2 separate regions of the Homo sapiens genome follow, and region 2 is linked to region 1. A link is an interaction called in ENCODE POLR2A ChIA-PET data of the cell type or tissue named here. Cell type or tissue: GM12878. All regions are shown on one strand. Each heading gives the region's core, and the rest is flanking DNA. Links, peaks and the distances in the headings are about the cores only.

Region 1 (2,817 bases), core at 316-2,815:
ACTATTGGCCTGGTGCGGTGGCTCACGCCTGTCATCCCAGCACTTTGGGAGGCTGAGGCGGGTGGATCACCTGAGGTCGGGAGTTCGAGACCAGCCTGACCCACATGAAGAAACCCCGTCTCTACTAAAAATACAAAATTAGCTGGGCGTGGTGGCGCATGCCTGTAATCCCAGCTACTCGGGAGGCTGAGGCAGGAGAATCGCTTGAACCCGGGAGGCGGCGGTTGCGGTGAGCCGAGATCACGCCATTGCACTCCAGCCTGGGTGACAAGAGCAAAACTCCACCCCCGCCCCCCCACCAAAAAAGAAAAAAGGTAACTATTATTGCTTTTTAGAAAGTTAACTTTGTTGAAATATAGCTTATGTACAATAAACTGAAACCATGAACAGCTGTAGTTTGATGAGTTTTGACAAATGTATGCACTCATTTAACCTCTACTGCAGTCAAACTATAGAAAATTTCCATCACCTTAAAAAGTTCCCTCGTTCCCCTTTACAGTCAACATCACACCCATCCTCAGCCCCACGTAGCTGTTGCTCCACTTTGTGTTACTATAGGCTAGTTTACATTTTTGAGAATTTCATGTAAGAAAAATTATATAGTATGTGCTTTTTTGAGTTTGGCTTCTCTCACTCAGCTTAATGTTTTTCAGATTTGTCCATGCAGTTGCTTTTATCAATAGTTTTTTTTTTTTTTTTTTTTTTGACAAGGTCTCACTTTGTCACCCAGGCTGTAGTGCAGTGGCTCAACCTCCTGAACTCAAGCAATCATCTCACCTCAGCCTCCCGAGTAGTTGGGACTACAAGCTCGCCCATTAGGCCCAGCTAATTTTTTTGTTTTTTGTATCTTTTGTAGAGACTGGGTTTTACTATGTTGCCTGGGCTGGTCACGAACTCTTGAGCTCAAGCAATTGGCCTGCCTTAACCTACCAAAGTGCTGGGATTACCGGTGTGAACCACCGTGTAGGTCCGGTTCATTTCTTTTGAATGCTGCATAGTATTATCTTGTACAGATGAATCACTATTTATTTATCCATTCACTCATTGATGGATATGTATATTGTTTCCATTTTGGTAACATATAAAGTTGCTATGAACATTTGTGCAGAAGTCTTTATGTAGACATATGTGTTAATTTGTCTTCCCTATGAACTTTATAAGAAACTGACAAATTGTTTTCCAATGTGGTCGTACCATTTACATTCCTATCAGCAGTGTGTTAGAGTTCCAGCTATTATATATTTCTAGTTTTAGTCATTCTATTGGATGGATGGTAATATATGATTGTGGCTTTAGTTTGCATATCAATGATGACTAATGATGTTGAGTGTCTCTTCAAGAGCTTTTGACCATTGGTATGTCTTATTTTATGATGTATCTGTTCAAATATGTTGCCATTTAAAAACAGTAGGTTGTTGTCATCTTATTACTGAGTAGTAAGGGTTCTTTTTTGTCTTTTATATTTTCTTTTAATATTTGACTTTTATTAGTATGATTTTCTTTATTTTATTTATTTATTTATTTTTGAGACGGAGTTTCACTCTTTCGCCCAGGCTGGAGTGAAGTGGCACGATTTCGGCTCACGGCAACCTCTGCCCCTGGGTTCAAGCGATTCTCCTGCCTCAGCCCCCTGAGTAGCTGGGATTATAGGTGCACACCACCACGCCTGGTTAATTTTTGTATTTTTAGCAGAGACAGGGTTTCACCATGTTGGCCAGGCTGGTCTCGAACTCCTGACCTCAGGTGATCCACCAGCCTTGGCCTCCCAAACTGCTAGGATTACAGCTGTGAGCTACTGCGCCCGGCCCATATGATTTTCGTTTATAGTTTTTCTCCAGGTGGAAAGAGGTCTTTATATAATCTAGATACAAGTACCTTGTCAAATGAGTGCATTGCAAATGTTTTTCTCAATCTGTGGCTTGCCTCTTAATTTTCTTAACAATGTTTTCCAAAGAGCAACGTTTTCAATTTTAATAAGGTCCATGAATTATTTTTGGAAACATCTAAAAAAAAAAGAGAGAGAGCATGATAGGTTAAATTAGGTCAGTCTAGTTTTAATACTGAACTCATACAAAATTTCAATTCCTTGAAAATTGTCAACTATGTATTAATTAAAGTGTTGGATCAATCAAAACATGCCTTTTTCTTATTGCCTTTGATAACATAATTTGCTGTATTTATGTGTCCTCATGTAGTGACTCTGAAATTTAAATGCTATCTTAAACCTTTTTTTGTTTGTTTTAAGATGGAGTCTCACACTATTGCCTGGGCTGGAGTGCAGTGGTGCTATCTTGGCTCAGTGCAACCTCCGCCTCCCAGGTTCAAGCATTTCTCCTTGCCTCAGCCTCCCAAGTAGCTGGGATTACAGGTGCCTGCCACCATGCCCGACTAATTTTTTTGTATTTTTAGTAGAGATGGGGTTTCACTATGTTGGCCAGGCTGGTCTTGAACTCCTGACCTCATGATCCGCCCACCTTGGCCTCCCAAAGTGCTGGGATTACAGGCGTGAACCTCCAATATTAGCCTCTCAACGTGCTAAGATTACACCCAGCCTCCAATATTTTTTTAATGCCAATGTTTTATGCTATTAATAGATGTATAATAACCAGATAGTTCATCTTAACCACATTTTTTATTTTTAAATAGTTTTTATGTGGATATCTCATTATCCTTATCTAGGCATTCATTGATTTTGAGGGCAAACTATTTTGAGATTTTTAAAATATTTCATTTTAGCCTCAATAAGAATTTTCTCAATGTAGAGACTGGAGTTTTAAATTCATATTTGCCAATATTCTCAAGTAAAAAATTAGAAGA
Region 2 (3,031 bases), core at 277-2,776, 260 kb before region 1:
ACCTGGAAAACATACCTGCTATGAATATTTTGTTCAGATGTAGCCATTTACCTGGCTCTCAAGTTGTCTTTGTGGAGAGGGTCTTAGACAAAAATCTTCCTTGTATTTACTTGGGTTAAGTGAAGTCCAAATTCTTACAGTATGCTATTTCAGGATTTCTGATATTAAAAAAGAAAAAACAAAATCTTTATATCTCTTATTAACACTTCCCCCAAGAAGGGTTGTGCTGTTATTTATTTTCTATTATAAGAAAAGTTCATTCTTTAAGTAGTTTCTTTTACCTCTAATCTAATTTCATACCAAATACCTGATCAATAGAAATGATATATTTAAGCAGCAAAGATTCCTAATCCATCATTATGAAAAGTGTCAGCATACTTAGTAGTGAACAGATAAAGTCAATTTGAATATAATTCCACTTTGTTTTTAGAGACTAAATTAAGATTCAATTAACATTATCCTATGAATTCTGAATGTGATAATGTGATTCAAACAGTCAAATTTTATTAAGCTCTTAGTAACTCAGGATAGCATTCCATACTAACCTCAAGTTAGCAAAACAAATTAGTTAAACAGCTTGGTTCTTAGCAGACTGCTTAAAAGATCAAGAAAATTTTCTCATCTTTTCTTTCTACTTAGAAACATTGCAAGAAACCTTGGACAGTCTTCACCAGACCTGCCATGATTTTATAAGATTTAGGCCTCAGTGACATGCTCCTGAAAGTTTCCTGCCAGCCATCCAAACTAAGCATCCACTCATTCCATCTTCCCAAAGTCACTCACCGATAAAGGTAGCATCCTTAAGTTCATTTTTGAAAGGTGGAGGAGGATCTCCCCCTGCCCAAAGGAATTTTTTTATCAGAATACCTTGAAAGGGGGGTATATAAATTTGGAAAACTTAATTTCTTGGCTGTGTTTGATAACAGTTCCTATGCATGGTTTTTAATGTGAGGTAAATTTGTTTCTTTCTTCAGAATACCTCTCTCCACCCCCCACCTTATTCTTCCTCTTTAATGAATATTTTTATTGGAGCTCAAACTCCATGACTTACGTGCTCACTAAGTTTTCTTTTTTCCCCTTGTTTACTCTGTCTGTATGTATGTCAAAAGCTGGCAAAACCTCTAAAACTGTCAAGAAAATGCTTGAAAGTTGATTTGTCATAGTGCAAATTCATGATAAAATGTCTTAATGTTATTTGGATATGTAGTACATAGAAACAGAAAAATAAAGTCATTTTTATAACTTAAAATAGATATTTGTCCCTCTCTTACTCATTTTTAGAAATCATGTTTATCGTTTGCATTTCTTAAACTATTACTAAAGCTCCCTTTTCTCTGCAGGAAATAAGCTGCATGCATTCTTTCACTTTGTGTTGAGCTAGTTTCTGTAATTGTGACTAATTATTTCCTTCCTTAATTCACTCTACTGTATCTACCTAAGGTGCCCCTGGAGTTTCATTTGGGTAATTAGTGCCTTCATATGTAATCTGGAGTGCAATTTCTGTACGTTTGCCAGATGAGATTGTACAATGGCTGTCCAGCTCAGCTTTCAGTAAATAGTCTTATAGTAATGACTGTGGTTACTTAAAGGAATCAGCATGATCCTGCACAGCTAGGAGGCCTCCTCTAATTAACCACATTCACTCCAGGCTTAGGGAAGCCCTCTACAAGGAAACTTTATGACCACTTACGCATAAGAAATGATGGGTAATTTTCAAAGTTAAATAGTCCCTTTACACATTTTTATTAATAATAGTGTTTATTTTACTGATCATCAGCCCTCTGGAGAAGGATTGTTGAGATAAGGAAGGGTGGTGAGTGTGATGGGAGAGGCTGTGTAAGTGTGAGTAGCACAAATTAGAAGAGATCATGTGAGAGCTCTGGAGAAATTCTGGAAAGGAGCTAGGGAATGCAATAGATTAGAGACATCTGGCGATTTCAGTGCAATCTGCACGTACAGAAAAAACTGCCCACTGCCATTCTCCACTGTCCCATCTTCTAGTCCTTTCACTTACACAGAGTATTGAGATAAACTCTGAAAAATTTTAAATTGGTTATTATTGGCTAGCAACATAAGCTTTTCGTTTGGGTGAAGAAGTAAATGCATAAAAAGGAAGTTATTAAAGTTCATTTGAGACTCAGTGGAGTATTTACACGGTCAGAGCACAAGGCCCACATATTTCTGAATGTAAGTTTGAATGTCATCCTAAATTTGCAAGTAGGAAAAAAGTGAAAGCTGTTCATTAGCTACATAATTTTGTGTGAGCATAGATGTTTGAATGCAGACTATACTGTAGGTTTCACATTTAAACATATTTGAACATATTTAGGGACAAATTATTAAAATAGTTATATGATCAGGCATATCATAAGTGATAGAATATTCCCAGAGTTTGAATATTTTGCATAAAAGATACAGGGTAGGCAATGATATCAAACATCTAAACCAAATTGGCCATTCCAATTATTTTAATCCAGGGATTTTTCTGTTATAAAGTTTGAGAAGTAGAAAATGGGCTTTCTCCTTATTTTTTAATCCTTTACAGAATTAATTTTATTTCAACTCGAGTTACATCTGGACTTTTGCCATTAAAAAAATACTGCTTGGTTCAATCCTTATTAGCCTCAGGTAAAAGACATCTCAGGAAAAGTGACACAAAAGAGGCAACCTCTAAGTTTTACATTTTTTATCTCCTCCACAGTTCTTCTAATTAAAAAAAAAAAAATCAACTCCCCAGAAGTGATGCTGATATGGCAAAAAAAATATATAGCATTTCTTCACTTTGAATTGGGAAGGTTCTTGGGATTTCATTGTAATTTAACATAGACTATGTGTGACAGTTTTGTTAAAATCATACTCTAATATTCAGACAGCTTAAAAATCTTTCTTAGGATGATTTAGTCCAAGAATAATGAAAACCAATGCAAAAATGTAAAGATGTACTCCCTATGCATTTGAGCAATAAATGTCCACAAGCTTATGAAATGAGTTCTATTCATGTCTATTGAGCTGTATGGATAAATTATATCTT

What was found. Peaks named below come from ENCODE experiments on the same cell type or tissue, not always from the same donor. Only the 100,000 strongest peaks of a DNase experiment are listed, where the experiment ranks them.
Region 2: POLR2A ChIA-PET joins it to region 1 with 6 read pairs; 3 of 35 experiments call an interaction of 5 or more read pairs at or near these places.

Annotation. Positions count from the first base shown.
Region 1 is chr1:89,977,667-89,980,483 of GRCh38, forward strand. All of the region lies in intron 2 of LOC105378847 (a long non-coding RNA gene), which reads left to right. Among named protein-coding and RNA genes, the nearest start is that of ZNF326, 16 kb to the right of the region's middle. In GM12878, for the core only: no CTCF peak of the experiment used is centred there; no DNase peak of the experiment used is centred there.
Region 2 is chr1:89,718,285-89,721,315 of GRCh38, forward strand. It overlaps LRRC8C (leucine rich repeat containing 8 VRAC subunit C), which reads left to right. Exons shown (of 3, transcript NM_032270.5): 3 at 1-1,249. Among named protein-coding and RNA genes, the nearest start is that of LRRC8C, 87 kb to the left of the region's middle. In GM12878, for the core only: no CTCF peak of the experiment used is centred there; a DNase peak (open chromatin) is centred at 1,467; H3K4me3 peaks cover 873 bases; H3K27ac peaks cover 994 bases.